2 separate regions of the Homo sapiens genome follow, and region 2 is linked to region 1. The links are chromatin loops, found by intact Hi-C in ENCODE. Cell type or tissue: heart right ventricle. All regions are shown on one strand. Links, peaks and the distances in the headings refer to the core of each region. The heading gives the core; the rest is flanking DNA.

Region 1 (10,445 bases), core at 2,446-10,445:
GACATCCTAATATCCTTTCTTCTCAAGTGCACATGGGACATTCATAACAACTGACCAACTATTAGGTCACAAAGAAAGCTTCAGTCAATTCCATGAAGTAGAAATATTACATACAATGCAATAAAATTAGAAATGAATAACACAATGAAAAAAAAGGGCCTTCCACCTAGAAACAAATCCTTCTATTAAAAATTTTCTATGTAAAAGGGGAAATCAATACCAAAATTACAGAATTTCTAATAAATAATAAACATTTATTATTAGACTCTATAGGATACAATTAAAGCAGTGATCAGAGGAAATTTCATAGTCTTAAGCACTTATAGCAATAAAACTCAATAGAAATGAAAGAATGAAAATAAATGAATTAAATTCCTACTCAAAAGCTAGAAAATGAACAAAAATGTAAACCAAAAGAAATCACAAGGAAGGAAATAATAAAGGTGAAAACAGTGATTAATGATGCAGAGAACTGAAAACATTAGATCAACAATGCTTTCAGTTTTGAAAAAAAAAATAGCAATCATATATATATATATATATTTAAAACAAACCTCTAGCTAATCTAATTAAGAGACAGGGAGAAAGTCCATGTTGAATCTGAGCCCCATGACTAGGGAGAGTGGATGACATACTTACGCACACAGAAAGGGGTCTTGCCCGACCAGTGATGATCCTGCTGGCAGATGCGCACAGACATGCCGATCAGGCGGAAGCCAGCATTGCATTGGTACACCACACTGCCCCGGTAGCTGTAGTTCTCCCCATTGATGTGTCCGTTGACAATGGGCTCAGGAGTCCCACAGTGTCCAGCTTTGGTGAGGGATGGGGAAGAGAGTACATCGAAGAGGAGCTTATAGAAAATGGAGTGGAGCTTGGTCTGAGTGGCTAGAGACAGGGATGGTGGGGAAAAGGACCAACTATCCCACAACTCATTACTTTTCCCACCTCTCCCTGAGAGTAGCAATCTAGGAGTGACTTCAGGAACCCTCAGCATGACAAAAATAGTGTTGAGGACTTGGCACCCCAAATCCCAAGGTTGTACCCCAAATGGCCACTCACTTCTGAGCTTCAGTTTCTGTGTCTCTACACAGATGTGTGCAAAATGATCAGTTACCTCACTGTCCCCAGGATCATCCCCCACTTTTTCTTACCAACCAGATACAAAAAAGCCTTCTATAAAAAAACAAACAAACAAACAAGAAACGCCCCCAAAAACTCAAACTCAGGAGCATCTTTTTTTTTTTTTTTTGAGACAAGATCTTGCTCTGTCTGCCAGGCTGGACTGCAGTGGCACGATCTTGGCTCACTGCAATGTCCACCTCCTAGGTTCAAGGGATTCTCCTGCCTTAGCCTCCCAAGTAGCTGGGACTACAGGCATCCACCACCATACCCAGCTAATTTTTGTATTTTTAGTAGAGATGGATTTCACCATGTTGGCCAGGCTGGTCTCGAACTCCTGGCCTCAAATGATCCACCCGCCTTTGCTTCCCAAAGTGCTGGGATTACAGGCGTGAGCCACCACACCTAGCCTGGGCATCTTGTTTTTCACCGAGCATCTGCTGCATGGAGGGCACCATTGTCTACATTAAGGCAGTCAAAACCTGGCTGTGTTGAAACAACTATGTAAAAACAGATGGTTTGGCTAAATTCATCTTTCCTTCCTTCTCCTTGAGTAGCACCTAGGTGAATTCTTTTTATTATATGGGATTTGGGTAGAATATATTCCTGGCATTTCTACCAGCTTCCTTTGGCTCTCTGTGGAAATAACCTGTGACTGTGTCCTTAATGGGCCTGAGACAGTGGCAAGACAGCACTGTTCACCCCAGGACAGACCATTCAATCTATCCTATTAGGTTTATGTGGCTGGGGCCCTCTTTTAGACTCCAGGGGTCCAAGAAAGGTGTGAGAGGAGACAGAACCATAGAACCAGGGAGTGGATTAGCCATGGAGGAAATGATAACTTTGTCCTTTGGAAGCCAGGTTGTTTTATGTTTCTGTAATTTGCTTAGTATATATGTATAGATCTATATGTTGTGTGTAAAATTTGCTAATAGATAATATAAAAGGTATTTTAGGTGTGTTACAGGAATGCGTCTGCAAATTTGCCAAAAATGGAGACTGGGGCTTCACTCATTATACAAAGGCCAATAGGAAGGGATTGTCTTTCTAACCAGAATGAGAACCCCTCAAAAGCTTGTCTCTTTAGATCTGAGGTTCTTCTCCTTCTTTTGGGTGGCCCAGGAGAAGCTGTTCCAGGGTTTTAGTCATGCCTGATGGCCAATAGTTGGTGTTTGGATTAAGCATTTTATGTCAATAGGTGAAATGATACTGTTTAAAGACTGGATCTCAGCTTTGGAAAGATCTAATCTATCTCAAGGAGAAAAACTGGGCAGGATAGGCCTGCAGAGGTCACTTACCAAGGCAGCGGACTTCAGAGCCACTCCAGAGCCCATTGGCCATGCACTCACGCACCCTGGAGCCCACCAGTGTGTATCCGGAATTGCAGGAGAAGATGGCTGTTGCCCCGTAGACAGACAGTGTTCCGATGCGGTGGCCATTGGGGGGAATCGGGAGCTCTCCACAGGAGATGACTAAAATGATCACAAGATGCTCAGTAAGCCAGCCCCAAGAGGAGGGACATGGCTGCTTCTGCTTAGCAAGAACTGTGACAAAAATAAGACCTGTTTAACCTTACTCTGCTGGAATTCCTGACCAGAATATGGGTTGTGTTGCTGACTTGTGTGATGTGGCACCTCAACTGGAGGTGTCTCCAGAAGCCCCTGAAGGTTATTTAAAATGCCCGGCTCCACTGCAGGTGCCTGACTCACCAGCTTTGCAGATAGCGCCCTGGCCTGTGTATTTTTTTAATCCTCCTCAGGTGGCTGAGATGTGCACTGTGGTTAGGAAGAGATGGCGATTCTGTGGTATGCTCCTGAGTGCCCTGGGCAGACACTGCTAATCAATTTCCTTGCCCTTCTTTTCTGAGCCCAGCAGCCTCACACTCTTTGTCAACAGAGCACTGCTGAGAGCCTCTGGCTGATGTATGAGGTGAGGCCTAATCGCCAAGGCTGCACTGAAATGTGAGTGGCTGCATTGTAGTGAGGCTGCCAAACGCTTGGGACTACTCTGCCACATATGTGGTTACATCCCACTGTGCAGTCTGCACCACAGTGTGCAAAGACAACAGTGTCATGAATCACGGACATTGGCTTTTTTTTTTTTTTTTTTTGAGACGGAGTCTTGCACAGTCGTCCAGGCTGGAGTGCAGTGGCACAGTCTTGGCTCCCTGCAACCTCTGCCTCCTAGGTTCAAACAATTCTTTTGCCTCAGCCTCCCAAGTAGCTGGGATTACAGGTGGGCACCACCATGCTGGCTAATTTTTTTTTTTTTTTTTTTTAGTAGAGACAGGGTTTCACCATGTCGGCCAGGCTGGTCTCGAACTCCTGACCTCAAGTGATCCACCCACTTCAGCCTCTCAAATGCTGGGATCTATGCCCAACCTGGATCACAGGCATTGGAAGACACCATTTCTCCTCCTTCCCAGTTTCAAACTCCCACTTCTCACTGACCACTTCCTTCTACCTCTTTACAATCACTTGCCTCCTCTGTGACATCTGCATTGGTCACATAAATATGATGAGCATATCCCTATCGTAGTGCATGCTGCGATGAGCTACTCAGAGCCCCTTTTAGGACCGAGGGACTTATTTCCCCAGCTGCTGGAAAACAACCCTTGGCTGGCAGCCCTTTTCAGATTGCTGTGGTTGAGGAGTCCTCCCACCTAGGAAGGTCATGTCCCATTCCTAGGCCAGCCTGCATCCAGTGGCTGGTCAGTGTGGCAGTATAACAGTTCCCTTGCTCCAACTTGTGACAATTCTGAAGGGCCATCCAGAGCTCCCTGGGGGGTGAGCTAAGGCTTTCATGGATACTGCATCAGAGCTCAATTCTCCTTCTGCCCAGTCCTGCTTCCTTCCCTCCTTTCCCTTCTGTAGGTGGTGTTCTCAAGAGCACCCCCTAATAAGCCTCTGTCTCAGAGTGTCTTCCCAGAGATTCCGACCTTTGAAAGTGTATTAAAGAACCAAAGAAAAACAATTGACAATGGAGAAGGCAGGCAGGTTTAGGTGACCTGTCGCCTGTGCTACCCTCATTCCTCCTATATACACTCCCATTTCAGGTCTTATCGCACCACATTATCATCACTTCTTTATGTGTCTGCCTCTCCAGTAGACTATAAAGTCCTTGTGGGCAGGAACCAAAATCTTTTATCTTCAAACCTCTACAGTGTCTGGCATATAGTAAGAGCCTAAGAATATTAAAGAAATGAATTAGTGCATGCTCATCTGGACAAAAGCAGCTTTTGATAAGATGAGAAGATGCTAAGAAATACTTCCTTAAAGGAGTAAAGGAGTAGGCATTTTCCCAGCTCCTGATTCTACTAGATGAGAGTTTAAAAAGCAGTACACTGCAATCCCTGGTGATACCCCTTTTTCCCCCACCCCAGTTCACTCCATGCATGAGACAGCTTAGGTAGGAGGGACCCTGCTAAACTTGCCCACCCTCCCTTCCTGGGCTTACTTCGGCAGGTGGGCGTAGAGTCCCCGAGGCTCCATTTGCCATTGGCCTGACAGCGGATGACCCTTTGGCCAGTATAGTAGTAGCCAGGGTCACAGATGAGCATCAGCTGGGCCTGGAACTGATACTGTGTCTCAAAGATAAGCCTCCATCGGCCATGCTCCACGCTGATGCTACTGACATCAGGACAAGTCACAGCTGGGGAAATGAGGAAAAGAAAGGAGGATTAATTACTTGATTAATTCTGGAAGACCTTGTAAGAGCCCAGATCTAGGGACTTGGAGACCTTAATGCAATAATGAAGAATCCAGGAATCTTCAGTTCTCAGGCAGGTTTGGTAAATGAACAGGTGGGTTGGGTGGGGGATGTGGCAAACTGGGGAGTACAGTTCTGCTAAAAAATTAAAAATTAAAAAAGGGAAATAGTACTCAGTCAAGGTTGACTATTGAATGTTTGAGTTGCATTTGATTAGATTTTCATTTTTCAAGAGAAGACAGAAATCTGGATTTTAATGTAAAATTTCTTGATTTTAAAAGATTGTGGAGTAATTCAAAATTTGTTATAAAGCACCGTGTAGGCCAAAAAACAAAACAAAACAAAAACCTCTGTCTTTGGATGGGACATAGTCGAGGAGGTTGCCATTTTGTGATCTGGCCTAAAAGTTGTTGTTTTTAGAGCTTTGGAATCAAGGGACATTCATGCAAACTTTCTGACAGGTTTTCCATCTAAAAGGGAGTGGACCAGGCCATTCCTAAGTTCCATGGTGGTTTGTGGAAACATCTTAGGGCACAATGGTTATCAATGCTGAGAGCAGTTTCAGCACCTGCCTCCTCTTCTGAAATCCTCCAACCTCCATGTCCATGTTTTTTTTTTTTTTTCCCCCTCATTACTTTGCTTTTAGCTCACTCCTTGCAGGAATCTTTCCAGCTGCCTACCTAGCCCTTCCTTACACCCGCCTCCATTGCCCGAGGACTCACGGACACACTGTGGTGGGACATTGCGGTTGCTCCATAGGCCTGTGTCCAGACACTCTGCAGTGGCCTCAGCGCCTGCCTGGAGGTGGTAGCCTTCACTGCAGCTGTACATGGCCTTGGTTCCCACTGTGTACTCCTTGCCAAACACCATTCCATTCTTGGGGGCCTCAGGAAGCCCACAGGAAAGAGCTAGCAAAAGGAAAACAATGTCATGAGCATTTGTTTTAAGATGGTATTCTGAGAAACTATTTTTATCCTTCCTCCCCTCCCAAGGTCCTTTTATTAGTAAAAACTAATTAAAGGGTAAAGTATCATAATAAAAAAGAAAATGGGAGGATCATCAGCAGAAGAGTTTTTTCTTCTTTTTTTTTTTAAGTTTGGAAGAAGGAATAAAGATAGAAGTGCAAAGAAGCTGTAGCTCAAAATATATGGGAGGGAGCCTCAGGGTGAAACCAGTTCTCCGCCATCTGTTCCCACAAACACAGTGTAGACACATTCAAGTATCTACTCTCCAAACGAAAGAGAGAATTTTCTTTTCCACTGAGGGGGGATCTCTCTTAGGATGAATTAGGGCTGTTATGGTGGGAGTTGGCATCCCAGAGGAAAGCTCTTTTAATTCTAGGATTTATGGTCTCTTGGCCTAAAGGCTGCCCCATTGCCTACTCAGGTCTGCCACATACTCAACTCAACCTCTCACTGATAGGAGAGACTTTGTGGACCAAGATATCTGTATATAAAAATAACAAACGTAATCCACATCTCATAGCTGGAAAAATCAACCTGGCCCTTACTTTTAAAATACGATCAAGGATCATTATACATGTGAAGAAAATCAGCAGTGCGAACAAGACAAACCAAGATAAAGTTTAAAATAAATGTCCCCTTAGGAAACAGAGCTAATTTAGAAAACAGAAGATACACAATCTTTAAACTTCTGATCAGTAGTATCTTGAGAAAGTCAAGGTGACATACGGTACTCATAAAATAAAATCAGTGTGCTCTGAAGGAAAAAAAAACAAACAAAAAAAAAACAAGGACAAACTCTTTGAAATGAAAAATATGATTGCCGAAATAAGCATTATAGGATTAGAGATGAAAAGTAAATTTCTCAGAATATAGAAAAAAAAGAGACCGAAAATGAGAGAAAATGACAGAAAACACGGATCAATCCTCAATACAGAAGGTCCAGCATCCAACTGTTCAGAGCTCCAAAAAGAGAGAACACAAAAAGTGGATGGGATGGAATTATCATAGATGAAAATTTCTCAGAGCTGAAGAGAGACACAAGTCTTCAGATGGAAAGGGAGCCAAAGGAATGCAAAGAGAATCCCTCTTAGATTCACCATCACGGAATTTTGTGTATCTAAGAAGTCCAGAGACACACAGGCATTCCTCCAAATTACTAGAAAGAGGGAAAAAAAAATGACATAACTGTGAAGGAACGAGAATCAAACTGGCATAAGACTTCCCATCAGCAGTGAGTGTTCAAAGATAATGGAACAAAGCTTTAAACCTCTGAAGAAAATGATTTATAAACTAGAATTTTACCCAGTCAACTGACCAAACATGTGTGAGGGCAAAAAGATAGACACTTTCAGACATGTAAAGTCTCAGAAAATGCACCTCTTGTGAACCCTTTCTGAGGAATTTACTTAAGGATATACCCCATGAAAAAGAGGGTGAAAACCAGGAAAGGACAATATATGAGATATGAAAAATGACAGAACTAACTCAAGAATACAAAGAAAAGGAATCTCAAAGGGACAACTCAGGAGAGAAATGTTTGCAGCAACATGGCCAGGATTATTATTTTATAAGGAGTAGGGTCGACATTATGTTTATAGGAGGAATAGGAATTACTTAGGCAAGAGTAGACTGTTTGGTCTTTGAAAGAAAGTAATACTTATAAATCATCCTTGCTCTTTGACAGCTCAGGGGGTATTACAGATGGAAAGATTAATCCGTCAAAGTACCCACTACTGCCTCCATCCACTATCCCCTCTGGCTACTAGTCTAGAGCTCAGAACTTTTTCGCTTAGAGCCAGAATAAGCTTGGGCAGAGTCCCATTGAGATTGCCTAACAAGATGCTTGATGCTATAAGAATTTCCAGAACCAATAAGAGGCATCAGGCTGGGGCTCCATTATGAATGGAGGAGGGTAGACTGTTCAGAGGGAGAGAAGTTGGAATACCAAGATGGAAGAAGGATCTAAGTGTGGGACTTTCCAGAAGAGGAGGATCAGGAACACAGAAGGAATGAGAAATAAGAGAGTGTTTAAACATGAGACTCTTAATGACTAATCAGAAAGGCTATGAGCTCCTTCAGTGGAACTAGGTTAGCTAAGCTGTCATATTACATCAACTACCTGCCCAGCTTCCTTAAATCCTTTGGGAAGAAATACTTGGATCTCCACTGGTGTCTTGCATGGAGAGTCAATCCAGGGAGGGCAGTGAAGGAAGTGGGCGGCAGCCACTTCTCACAGGCCCTGGCCTGGCCTTGCTCTTGTAGATAACTAAGGGGACAGAAGATAATACTCCAGCCTGAGATACTAAAAGCCTGTGTCTCATGATCTCCATGCCAAAATGCAGTCCCCAAAACCCGGTGGTAAGAGGGACACTTCCTGTGGGTAGGAGGAGGAGGGGATACAATCACAAAGTATTTGAGGCTTGTGGTGGAATGAGATCTCTGAGGGAGAGAGACACAGGTGAGAGAGTGGGCTGGGGAAGGAGAGAGAAGGCATTAGGAGGCATAGAGTCTCTAAAGGAAGAGTGGAAAAGTCATGGTTTGGAAACAGCAGTAGAGAAGTGGAATAATGCCAGGCCCTTCCTGGCCCAGAATTCTGTGGGAAGTAGGAGGTGGGTGGAGGGGGATTAACAATCCACTTGAAAGGGCCACAGCATACGTGCTCTCAGAGGACAGCCATGGTCTCCATGGAGGGAGGAAGTGAAGACAGCCAGCTGGGTAGGGACTGAGGGTGTACGCTTGCTGGCCACGGAACTAGGATTCCAGAGAACACAGTGGGAGGCTTAGAGGAAGGGCATCAGTGGGAGGCAAGGGGTGCAGTGGGGAGAAGACATGCACAGTAGTATGGGGATGGGTCAACTGAAGTCTGGTGGAGGCTTAATTTTGGGTGGTGATGTAAGGTAACAGAAATGAGAGGCTTAGTAGGTTCCAACTGGCGCTCCGGAAAAAAGACTTGTCCTTGTTAATGCAGTTAGAGACGCAGAGACCAAAGCCAAATGCCATTTGCCATTTGTGGACAGCCAGTTCACTGTGACCTTTGCTTAGGGGTAGAGTAGATTATTAATAGCACATTGTTTTTGTTCTTTGAGAAAGCACAGGCACAGGCGAGAAGGTTGTGAGGATTAGAGATGAGAGATGTCATTAAAAAGTACTTCACCACTACTGGGAACCAAAGGAAAAATCAAATAGCAATGTGATTTCCTGTTTTTGTCTATGTAGTTGGCAATGTTTTCTTCTTTTTTTAAATGCAGTGCCTAACGTTGAGACTGTGGGAGAAAAGACAGTTCTCACATGCTGCTATACATGAGGACAAACTTTCTGGGAGGCAATCAGTATCGACAGCTGTCAATCGCATACGTTATGATGCGAGAATCTCATTTCTGAGAATTTGCCTTAAGGAAATATGTAATATTCATAAAGATGGAATTATAAGTTTATCGTCACAAAGAATATAGAAATCCAAATGACCAACAAGAGAATGATACTTAAATGAATGACAATTTTCTCATAATGCTGTGCAACTATTGAAAATAATGGTGACGAAGTATAATATTAACAATAGAGTCCAGGCGCGGTGGCTCACACCTGTAATCACAGCACTCTGGGAGACCGAGGTGGGCGGATCACCTGAGGTCAGCAGTTTGAGACCAGCCGGACCAATATGGTGAAACCCTGTCTCTACTAAAAGTACAAAAATTAGCCAGGCATGGTGGCGGGTGACTGTAATCCCAGCTACTCGGGAGGCTGAGACAGGAGAATTGCTTGAACCCAGGAGGCAGAGGTTGCAGTGAGCTGAGATCATGCCACTGGACTCCAGCCTGGGCGACAGAGGGAGACTCTGTCTCAAAAAATAGTATATAGTTAAATATACTTCCTCACCATGATTTTCAGTGGTTGCACAGCATTATGGGAAACAAAATCTATAAGAGCTTTGTACACGGATGATCCTATTTTTATAATCAATACATAAAAGACCAAAGGAAATGTGCTGAAATGTTAACAGTGGTGATCTCAGGTTTATTGTTCATTTTCACTTTTTTTCTTTTGCATTATCTACCGTTTTTTTTTTTCTTCTTCAGATTTTTAGTTTGAATGTATATTACTTGAAGGGAAAAAACTGTCATAAATCATAAAATCATAAATCATAAAAGGTAATGCATGCAAATTGACTGACACATTTCAAGTGTTTGATCAACCCACTTGCTCTATGAGCCGGAACCCAAGCATCCCCTCTGCTGGGAGCCCTCCCCAGCTGGCCAGGAGGAAGCAGATCCTTTCTCACCTCTGGGCTCCCACAACACTGATTATGCTCCTGACACGACACTTCCTTCCTCTGCCACTTTGCATTGATGTGCTCACATACCCATCTCCCCCATGGATCTCAAAACACTGAGATTGCTACGCACTACAGATCTTGTAAATGCTTGTGGAAAGAATGAAATAATTATCAAAGAGGAAACCCACATTTGGAAGTGACTAGTCCTGGGACAAACCCAAGATATGAGTTGGATCCGAGCTACCTTGTGACCCCCTTTCCACCTGCTTCTCACCTTGACAGAGAGGGATGGCTTCGCTCCACAGGTGGTAGCCCTGGGGGTGCCGGGTACAGATGGCCATGCTGTGTCCCACCAGGCGGTAGCCGGCGTTGCAGCC
Region 2 (10,445 bases), core at 867-8,866, 52 kb before region 1:
TCCAGGCTGGATTATATTCATTTTTGTAGTGACACAGTTGTGAAATCTCATTTTTGATACTTTTTTTTAATGGAGGAAGGGTTGGCAAACATCATCACACAGCCCTGTTCCCCCGCCCTGTTACTCACTGACCGCACAGGCCTCGTTGCTTCCTTAGTAGGGTGTTTATTTTAATTTCAGCTTTTCTCCTTGGCATTATTTAAAAAAAAATTACCATCTAGTCACTCATTTGCAATGTGTGTGTGTCTGTTCAGGGTGGCTCTTGCTTTCTTTATGCTCCAGCTGTGGGCAGAAGTGGTCAGAGGGGCCCTGCTGGAGACCTGTGGGCTGGGCAGTGGGTTCAGAGCCTGCTGGCAAGGGGCCAATGCTGAGGGCTGGCCAGATGTGGAGCCACCAACCCCAGCCGACCCGGAGGTGACAGCATGGCGCACACCAGCACCTGGAACCCAGCAGAACCCAGGTGTGGAGCAAGAGTGACTGTGTGGAGGTCAGCGGCATTCTTGTTTCTTTCTTACACTGTTCAATAATTCATGCAGTGAATCAGATTCATCACTGATCATCTCCAAGCCCCGATTTACATCATCAGAGGGGATTTTTCTTTTTCTCTTTTGCCTTCTATTGATAAGAGTTCTGAGAAGGAAAAAATAAAGATTGGGCATACAGATGAAACTTGAGGAGTAATTTTGGCATGCTAAAACAATCCCACTGGAATAAGGGGGAACCCTTATTTAAATGTTTGTTTTGGAGAGACGTAAAAAGATGGGGAAAAGCTCTTTCCATAAATTGTTTGTATTCAGGAGCTGCATCTGCTGAGTCCCTGACTCACTCACCATCTGGGACTCAGGCTGAAACTGTGAAATCCTCCAGGAGTTGTGAGGCAGAAAGGGAGTAAAGCACGTCAGGGGCTGGGCAGTGATAATGACATTTGCTGCTCTTGTAACCCCCTCCGCAGGAACTGTCCCCACCATCTCTGTTGGTGGCCTTTGCAGGCACCCTCATAAAAGCCTGTTTCCTCGCTGCACTGCCATTTGTGTGTGGCTGGGAGAATCTGCCACGTGAGCGGCCATGCACAGGAGCGTGGGGAGGGAGCGCAACACTAGCCCTGGGTTTGGCTGGTGGCCCACTTGGCGGATTTTCCACCGCCCTCACTGGGAATCCCTACCTGGCTGGCTCTGTGACTCTTCTCCCCAGAGTCCTTCAGCACAGGACCTGAGAGGGGGCACCTGCCTATCCCCAGAAAGCGGGATGTGTGGGAGAAGACAGTTCTCAGAGGGGTGCAGCTTGGACATCGTGTTGGGGCAACTCCTGAAGGGTCATAGGTCCCAGAGGTGAGGGTGTCATCGAAGGAGGACACAGTGAGGAAGAGGCAGTGCCTTTTAGATTCATCAGTTCCTTCCCAGTGGGCCTGTCAGATGCATGCCTGTGTGCATGTATGCGTATGTGTGTGTGTGTGTGTGCATGACCGTGTACACGTGTGGGTGTGTCTGCCCCCTGTCTATATTTCCGGGAGCTCCTCCCCTCTGTTGTGCTCAATGTGGGGAATTTTGTAAGTAAACCTGCCTAGGCTATGGTGCTCAGTTGATGGGTCAAACACCAATCTGGATATTGCTGTGAAGGTATCTTTTTAGATAAAATTAACTTTGAAATCAGTAGACTTTGAGTCTCCATAATGTGTGTGGGCCTCGTTCAATCAGCTGAAGGCCTTAAGAAAAAGACTGAGGTGCTCCAAAGAGGAAGGAATTCCGTCTCTGACTGCTTTTGGACTCAAGATGACAGCATCAACTCCTGCTGGAATTTCTAGCCTGCTGGCCTGCCCTTTAGATTTCCACCTTGCCAGCCAATTCCTTAGATGAATCTCTCTCTCTAAATATATATTTATTTATATTTCTATCTCTATATAACATTTACATATAGCTCTACGGAGATGCGTATCTATATATAGATGGATAGGTATGGATATATCTTGATATGGGGTATATGTATTGCGTTTATAGTGTATGAATGTATATATATACACAATATACCTATATACACAGATATATGTGCATCTCTGTATAGCTCTACAGATCTCCAGGGCTTGACTTCGACCCAGAGGATGTATATATCCAGTTGGTTCTGTTTCTCTAGAGAGAAACAGACTAGTACATGCCGATGTTCTGCCAAGCCCAGGGGTGAGGAGCAGTTTCTGGAGCCAGTCAGCCTGGGATTGGATTTCGACCCCACCCCTTCTGAGCTGTGTGACCTTGCTCAAGTTAGTTTCTATGCAGCTCAGTTTTCTCATCTGTAATGGGGCTCCCACAAGCTTCTACCTCACAGGGCGTGCAGGGATTCAATATATTAGATCCACAAAGGGCCTGGTTCAGTGCCTGTTACACAATGATGCTCAATGCACAGCTCTCCTCTTACTGGGTGTGTCTATGTGGTGTGTGCGACTCCGTTGGGTGGAGCCCCTGGCACGCATAGGTCCCTGTCTGTGCTTGTCATGGCCTGTCTTCCTCCCACACCCCTGCTCACCGGCTGCTGGAGGCGGGGCTCTCGGTGGCGGTGGTGGCGGCCAGGCCGGGTGGCTATACTGCTGTGCACACTGTGCTGACTGTGAACTCCGCCTCGCTGGCCATGATGTCTGTGGGCTGGATGTTGCGGTCGTACATTGGGTTCTCAAATGTGGCCCGAACATTGGTGTTCTCGTGGCCAGCATAGCCATTGAAAGGAACTTTGGGTCTTCTCCTGGCGATAAAAGAGGAAGTGCCCACGGCATGAAAAGAGCGACACAGAGAGGCTTAGGGGTCTGGTGCGGGGGGCCCTGGAGGGAGAGAGGGAGGCCTGCCTGATGCCCGCCCTGCCTCCTTCCTGCACGGTACCTGTGCTTGTAGAGATAGAGCACGAAGCCCGCAATAATGAGGGCGATGAAAGGCACCAGGATCGCGGCTGCCACTGAGCTGCTGTTGGAAGCAAAGTGGCGGCCAATGGACTCGGGGTCTGACTCCAGCAGCCTGAGGTCTGTAAAGTCCCAAAGCAGAAAAGTCAAGTCACGAGACACAGTCTGAGGCTCCGTTGGCTACCCTCCCCGACTATACACTCTTGGGAAGCAGGGCTGCCACTCAGGGTGCTCCTCACTCCTGCTCAGCACGGGAGGCAGGTGTGCCCAGGGCTGCCCGCCTGCCTCCACGTGCACACTCAGTCCTTGGGGGCAGGGTCCTGCATGCATCTACCTTGTGCTGCTCAGATGGCACCCAGAGGACCATCCGCAGAGGAGCCTGAAACCATGGCTCAACAGAAACTCTTACAAGGGTGCAGCCCTTTAGAAGTCTCTAAAGTTCTTTTGGCTGTAGCAGCCTTTTATCAGATGAAACCTTACAGGCACAACAAAATATAAGACAGATGAAGGTGAAACTGTTCTGGTTGAAGCTGAAGCATCTCCTTCTGAAAGGCTGCCTCTCCTCCTTCCTCACCCTCCCCTGCAGACTGGGAAGGCTCAGAAGAACACAAGTAGAAACTGTGGCCCCAGTAGGCACCCTGCTAACTGAGGGGCTGGGGCTCTGAGAGGGGACAGGATGTCTGCTGTGGAGCCAGAACAAAAACTGTGATTTTCTAAGGCCTTTGCAGCGTGCCTGGCCATCTTGCAGTAGGTGAAGGGTGCTGTGTGGAAGACAGTGGTCTCAGTCCATGCAGCTCATGAGGGCAGAGCTGGGACAACTCCGGGGGAGGAGCAGTGTGGGTGGGAAAGGGTGGGAGCAGACCGTGGCTCAGTCCAGAGAAGCTTTCAGGAGCTTGGAGCCAGAGGACATGGAGTGGACTGCCTTGGCAGGCAAGGGCCCCGGCGATGGGAGGTGTCAGTGCCTGGGGTACAGAGAGGCTGTCACGCACCTGCGGCTGCCTCCTGTTTCCCCCTCCCCTGCTTCTGAGAAACCAGACCCCTCCCCCCACCAGAGTCTGAGGCTGGGCACCCAGAGGCTCTGGGCCAGGACAAGGCTCCAAGGTGTGGATGTTTGACATGGATGACAGGAAGCACGCTAGGTAAAGAGGCCAGGGAAGGACCAGGGAGGGAAGTGGCCTTAATGCTCAGTTTTCTTATCTGTAAAATGGGCACAAAACCAGTCTTCTAGGGCTGGGCTAGGGCAGAAACGACATCACAGTCAAGGCACCCTGAGAGCTCTAAGACACTCCACAGTGTCGTTGTTTGTTGAGGCAGGGGTGACACCCAGGGCTGGCTGGAGGGTGTGGCTGGGGGCTGTATCTAAGAGCCAATGTCCCTGGAGTTGGGGGCTCTCCTCTCCAGGTCTGAACAGGAAACTTTGTCAAAGGTTGAGTGGGTTATGCACATGTGTTTGCTTTTGGAGAGATATTCCATGGCTTTTGTCAGAATCTCAAGAGGCATCCCTGATCCCAAAGAGGCCAAAGCACCCCCGCCTCAGACTGTTCAACTTCCCCAGTCCTCTACCTGACCACGGCACACACGGTTTCTCTCCCACCCACCCGGGCCCACACTTCCGGGGGACAAGCACTAGTTACCCAGTCTTTGAAAGCCGAACTGCCCAAAGCCTTGGCCCTTGACAGAGCCTTGGTAGATGAAGGTGGCTCCGGAGGACTCTGACGAGACCTGTGATGGTGGGGAGCACAGAGAGCAGGTGGGAGGCTGCTGGAAGGATCTAGAACTCCTCTCTCATCATACACGCTGCCCAGCAGGTCACCCACTGACCTGCTGCTCTGACACACAGGGTTTGTTCTCTGCCCACACCTAGGCAAGGGTGGGTGTGACCGGGGAGCCCGGGGTGGGGCAGGGGCACCAGCTACATGTATGAGGTAGGAGGAAGATTTTATTTTCTACTGGTCAAATCACTTAATCTCTCTGTGCCTCAGTTTGTCATGTGCAAAATGAGAATAGTAACAGTACCTATGTCATAGGGTGGCTGTAAGGATTAAATGAGTTAATAAAGATGAAATACTTCAGAACACTTAATTTATAGGCCTTACATGCATGGTAGCTGTTATTACTGTGATGAAAAACCGCCTTTTGGAGCATTATGGAACACACAGAACCATGCTGAAAATGTCCCTTGCAGATTAAAGGTATTGGAGAGTTCGTCACAGTTCTAAGAGCTATTAATTTTTTAGGGGGCGTAGCTGGGGACATAACTCCTGCTACTGATGCTCATGTGACAGATGCAGACCCCCAAATGTGCAGTCTGGGGCCGCAGCGGCTGAGGGCATGCTGTGAGGATGCCTGTGCTCCTGGGTACTCCCAACCTATGCTCCATGGCTAGGAGCAGCCTCTGTCTGCCCTCCGCAGCTGTCCCCGCAAACACACCTTGCTGGCTATCAAAAGGCTCGACGCTTGTCTGGCGTCCTAGGCAGTAGCTCCAGCTGTTCCTGGCCCTCTGGATCCCCATCCTCATCTTCCCCTGGCCTGCACTGCTAGCTCCATGTCCCAACTTTGACCCTCCTGGATGGTGGAGTCTATTGTTCCTGCACAGCTTTTGGGCCACGATGATTGAAGCTGGCCCATACTTGGATTATGAAGGGGACCTACAGATACCCTTGGGCCTACCAAGGAACTACCTGTATGTGCCAGCCCCTGGAGAAGCCACTTGGTTCTCCTGATGTGTTTATAAAGCAAAGTCAACTATGCCACAGTCCTCCACCAGCTGGTCCTGTCCATGAGAATGCACTGTGACTCCCTAGCTCTCTGCTACTCTGGTCTACCATGACCTCTCGCTTCATTCTATCCTTTCTCTTCTAGCTCCAGCAATCCAAGACAGAGAAGTGGAGGACGTGGTAGGGGATGCTATGCTCAACTCCACTATGTGTGAAATAGGAAGGTATGGCCAGAGAAGTGTCACTGGAGATCCAGCTTCCACCTCAAGAAAGCCCTAGAATAGAATGTCTTTTCCACAAGGGAATGCAAGAAAGTCCTATCCCTCTGCCATGTCCTGGTCTCTCAAGCTGTGTTAATCACTCACAATCTGCATCCTCAAGTGTGAGGAGAAGTTCAATGTAGTCATGTGAGACTCACTGCCTTCTTCCAGCTCCCACCCACCACATTAATACCTTCAACTAGCCTGAATTCCCTCTGCCCCCAACCTCCATCCCTTGCTTTCTGTTCAAACAACAGAACTTACTCCAACTCTCTTGAATGTGGTGAACCTCTGGACTCTGAGTCTTCTGTCTTTTAAAATCTTTTCCTTTGCCTATTTCATTAGCAGATGAGGATCCTCTTGCTGCTCCTAGGCAGGGCCCCACAGAAAACCTCCTCCCAAGTTGCCAGATTGATCCTAGGGGTTTGCACACCCTTTTGTCCTCCTCTTCCCTGCCAGTGATCTGGGAGTCAGGGGAGGAGGTGAGTTTGCTGAACTTACATGGCCATCTAAAGCCCAGTGATCATCTTTGAACTTATTCATAAAGATCTCCACAGGCCCTGTAATCTGGTACACCTGGAGTAGGAGATGAAAATCTTCTTTCTTGTAAGTTCCTGGGAAATAAAGTTCAGGTGTTACACATGAAAGATATGGGAAAATTTCAAAACTCAAATTTGTGGGTTTGTGGGTGTAAGTTTCTGGATGGAATTTCATGTGTAGATGTTGATATAAACATTCTCCACATCCCTTTAAGTCGTAAGTGTAGTGTTGAGTGTGGGTTTGTGTAGGCTGAACGTGGTTATATGCAAGAATTATTAATATATGCATATGTATGTTAATAATTGGATTACCGGGTTGAGGTTGTGATGCTATTGACACAGGCATGTGTGAGAATATGATTTTGTCTTTTAATCTGTCCACTAATGCATAGATAGTTCAATGGGTGCAATAGTTCATGAGGTCCTGGGCATGGGAGCATGTGAACATGTCTATTATCATGTGTGAAATGAGCAAATGTCATCCTGCAGTTGCGTAGGTGTGTGCACGTATGAATGCGTAGATAGGATTTTATGTGGGGTTGTGCATTAATATGTTCATTCACTCACACATTTGCTTATCTATCCATCTATTCAACAAACACTTATTTTCTAAGGTACTTACTTTTTCTGATTATAGAAAGATTGAAAATTGGGAAAATTTTAGAAAATGCTGAGATGCATGAAGAAAAAATGATCTCTCCTGATCTTACTAAGAAATAACCACGTTACTGTAAATTATTCCTGTTTTCTTTCTTATGAATGTAATATTTTCCTTTAAAACACTGGAGTCATATTTTAAATACATTATAATGAATGCATTTCCCTCAACACTGGCATAATATTTCATCTAGTAGATATACTATCATTAAAATATCCATTTCTCTATTTTAGGGAAATTTTCTAGTTCCAGTTTTTATATACTACAAATGGCCTTGTAATGGGAACAGCCTTTATTCATAAATGTTTGACTCCCTCCGTATCTTCTTATGATAAAAATTGTTAGAAATGTAATTAATGGGTCCAATCATTTTCAAGGATCTTGACACAAATCGCCAAATTGTTTTCCCAGAATGGTACCATTTTAGAATTTGGCGTTCATGGCTGAACCCGACCTGCACTAAGTGTTATTGTTTAAAAACACTCTGAGTTGATGGTGTAAGTGGAAAATGACATTTTGAGTTTACTTTTTTTTTGATGATTGCTGAAAAATATTTTTTCTTTTGTTTGTTGACTGATTGTACTTGGGATCCTGGGAAGTCTCTGCCCCTATTTTTGGTTCAGTTTAGGGATATCAGTCTTTTCTCTTTGTTCATAAGAGTTCTTTATGTATTCAGGTTATTAATATTTGCCATTTAAACATTTCCCTTTAGTCCACAGTGCTTTATCATGTAAAGATGAATAGACACTTCCTCTTCCCTGACCACCAGACAAGTCTGAGCCTTGCATGACAGTATGATGCAATGCCATTAGGCTCATCCTTGCCAAGGGTGTGTGCCCATCCATCCTCCCGGCTTTCATAGAGGGGCCTGCTCCTTACCAGCCAAGTGCAGCTCCACGCCACTGTGGTCGATCATGGTGGCATTGACCTTGCTGTTGGCAACTTGGAAGCCAGTCACTCTGAGCATGGCTGGCTGCTTCTTCCCCTGGTATTCATAGGCCCCTTTCCACAGGGAATTCTTGGCAAAAACATCCCCAGGAACTAGAGGAATTGAGAAATAGATGTGAGAGGGACTTTGTGTGTGCTGCCAGAATTGGGGTAGCCTGATGACTGATCCCAGCCCACTCACTGGGATTGTTTCCTTTCCCCAATGTCTACCATGTGAGGAAGGTGGTAGAATGCTCTGGCCTCTTCTCGTCTTGTGTCTCAGAGTGGATGGATAGAGGGAACTGATAAATATCCACTCCCATGTTCATCGCAGCATCATTCACAATGTCCAAGATAGGGAAACAACCCAAGTGTCCGTGAATGAATGAACAAATAAAGAAAAGGGTATATATACATACACTATGGAATACTAGACAGCTTTTAAAAAGAAGGAAATTCTTTCATTTGCAGCAACATGTATGAACTGGAGGACATTATGTTAAGTGGAATAAGCCAGGCACACAAAGATAAATATCATATGATCTCACTTATATATGGAATCTAAAAAAGTTGAACTCATTGGAGTAGAGAGTAGAATGATGGTTACAGAGGCTGGGGCAGAGTGGAGGGTGATGGGGAGATGGTCAAAGGGTACAAAGTTTCCATTAGACTGGAGATATGAGTTTTGGTGATCTACTGCATGGCATAGTGACTATAGTTAATAAGAATGTATTGTACATTTCAAAATTGCTGAAAGAGTAGTTTTTTCGTTGAGATGGAGTTTTGCTATTGTTGCCCAGGCTGGAGTGCAATGGTGTGATCTCGGCTCACTGCAACCTCTGCCTCCCAGGTTCAAGCAATTCTCCTGCCTTAGCCTCCCAAGTAGCTGGGATTACAGGCATGCACCACCATGCCCGGCTAATTTTGTATTTTTAGTAGAGATGAGGTTTCACCATGTTGGTCAGGCTGGTCTCGAACTCCTGACCTCAGGTGATCCGCCCACCTTGGCCTCCCAAAGCGCTGGGATTACAGGTGTGAGCCACCACACCCGGCCAAAAGAGTAGATTTTAAATGTTCTCATCACAAAAAAATGATAATTAGGTGAGATGATGGGTATGTTAATTAGCTTGATTTATTTATTCCATAATGTATACATATAGAATAACATCACATTGTACTCTATAAATATGTTTATTATTTGTCAATTAAAATTAAAATATTTAAAAAGATATAGAGAGGGAACTAGAAAGGAGTGACAGAAGAAGGGAGGAGAAAAGGAAAGGTGTTTAAAAGATGGAGAAATGGAAGAGGGGAGAAGAGAGAGAAAACTGACATGTCAGTATAGCATGGTGAATTGGAACATGGGCAAATGAAGTCAGACAGACCCAGAGTCTAATCTTAGCTCTGTCACTTATCAGTTGTCTGATCATGTGCAAAAGCCTTGACTTTCTCCCTGTATAGGCTATGCCTGTATTCCTATACATGGTGGCCATCCCATCTACCTTATCAGGGTTATTCTAGGGGTTAAATGACTAATGTTGTAAATTGTATGTTACATGATGTTGCATGTGTAAAAGCACCTAATCAGTGATAGCTACTAAAATTGTCATTTATCCTTGTAATCATTCTCTATGGCAATTATTATGATCTCTATTTTACTGAAGCTTAAGAGGCGAAGCTCATTCGTCCAAGGACACAGCTGGTCAGTGACCAAAATGGTACTCAAATTGAGTTTCTGATGCCAAATCTAGCCTCGTTTCCTGCATAATACACATGTTAATGTGGTAAATAAAAGTAGAAGGTTCATGAAAGGATGTGATAGTCTCTAAGAATTTGGTATTGGTCAGGCCACATCTGCAGTCTGTGTCCAGTTCTGGATGTGATACTTGGAAAGACCCCAGACCTATCTTAAACTGTAACCATTTCCAGGAAGCTCCCTGGGTATGGCCTGGGTCAATGTGTTTGTATGACCACACACTGGCCAGTCCTATGCCAGGAGGGGCTGTAGTAATCAACAGTTCCAGAGCTTCCAGTTGGAAGTTGCTGGCTCTTTCTTCCAGATGAAGTTTCTGCTTCCTTCAGGCTCACTTTCTTCTGAAGTCTGCCTGGGCTGGGGAGGTGGGTAGGGAAAGCCATCCAGATTTATAGATAGTTTTCATGCCCTTCCTCTAGGCACTCAGCAACTCTCAGCAACACGAGTTTTCTGGCTAACTGTGTGAAAAAAGTAACACCAGTTTCTTGAGCCAATGATCTGGACCATACGTACTCAAGGCTTGGGTGAGCGGTGGCTCCCGGGCAGTGTTGATGGGTCTCCCACTGGGCCGGACCTCTGCTGGGGAAAAAGAGTGGAAGAAAACAGGTTCAGCTTCTGGTTCACACTCTGTTGGAAAAATAATGACCACCTGTCTGACCTTAGGTCAATGGGTTCTTTGAGATCTTGCTTTCCCCTTATTTTTTTTAGACCAG

Evidence for each region. A loop is a pair of places that touch in the nucleus more often than their neighbours do. Peaks named below come from ENCODE experiments on the same cell type or tissue, not always from the same donor. Only the 100,000 strongest peaks of a DNase experiment are listed, where the experiment ranks them.
Region 2: a loop joins it to region 1, with 2.2 times the contacts of the local background. A loop is called at or near these places in 4 of 110 quality-filtered maps.

What each region holds. Positions count from the first base shown.
Region 1 is chr1:33,566,954-33,577,398 of GRCh38, forward strand. CSMD2 (CUB and Sushi multiple domains 2) reads right to left here. Exons shown (of 71, transcript NM_001281956.2): 49 at 10,343-10,445; 50 at 5,553-5,738; 51 at 4,579-4,773; 52 at 2,421-2,594; 53 at 640-888. Among named protein-coding and RNA genes, the nearest start is that of ZSCAN20, 100 kb to the left of the region's middle. RefSeq lists an enhancer at 7,206-7,375. In heart right ventricle, for the core only: a CTCF peak has its summit at 5,623 (motif pointing right); a DNase peak (open chromatin) is centred at 8,688; H3K27ac peaks cover 4,878 bases.
Region 2 is chr1:33,516,951-33,527,395 of GRCh38, forward strand. CSMD2 (CUB and Sushi multiple domains 2) reads right to left here. Exons shown (of 71, transcript NM_001281956.2): 65 at 10,246-10,308; 66 at 7,932-8,093; 67 at 6,357-6,469; 68 at 4,513-4,600; 69 at 2,862-3,000; 70 at 2,515-2,727. The coding sequence ends at 2,568. Among named protein-coding and RNA genes, the nearest start is that of ZSCAN20, 50 kb to the left of the region's middle. RefSeq lists an enhancer at 2,639-3,175. In heart right ventricle, for the core only: no CTCF peak of the experiment used is centred there; no DNase peak of the experiment used is centred there.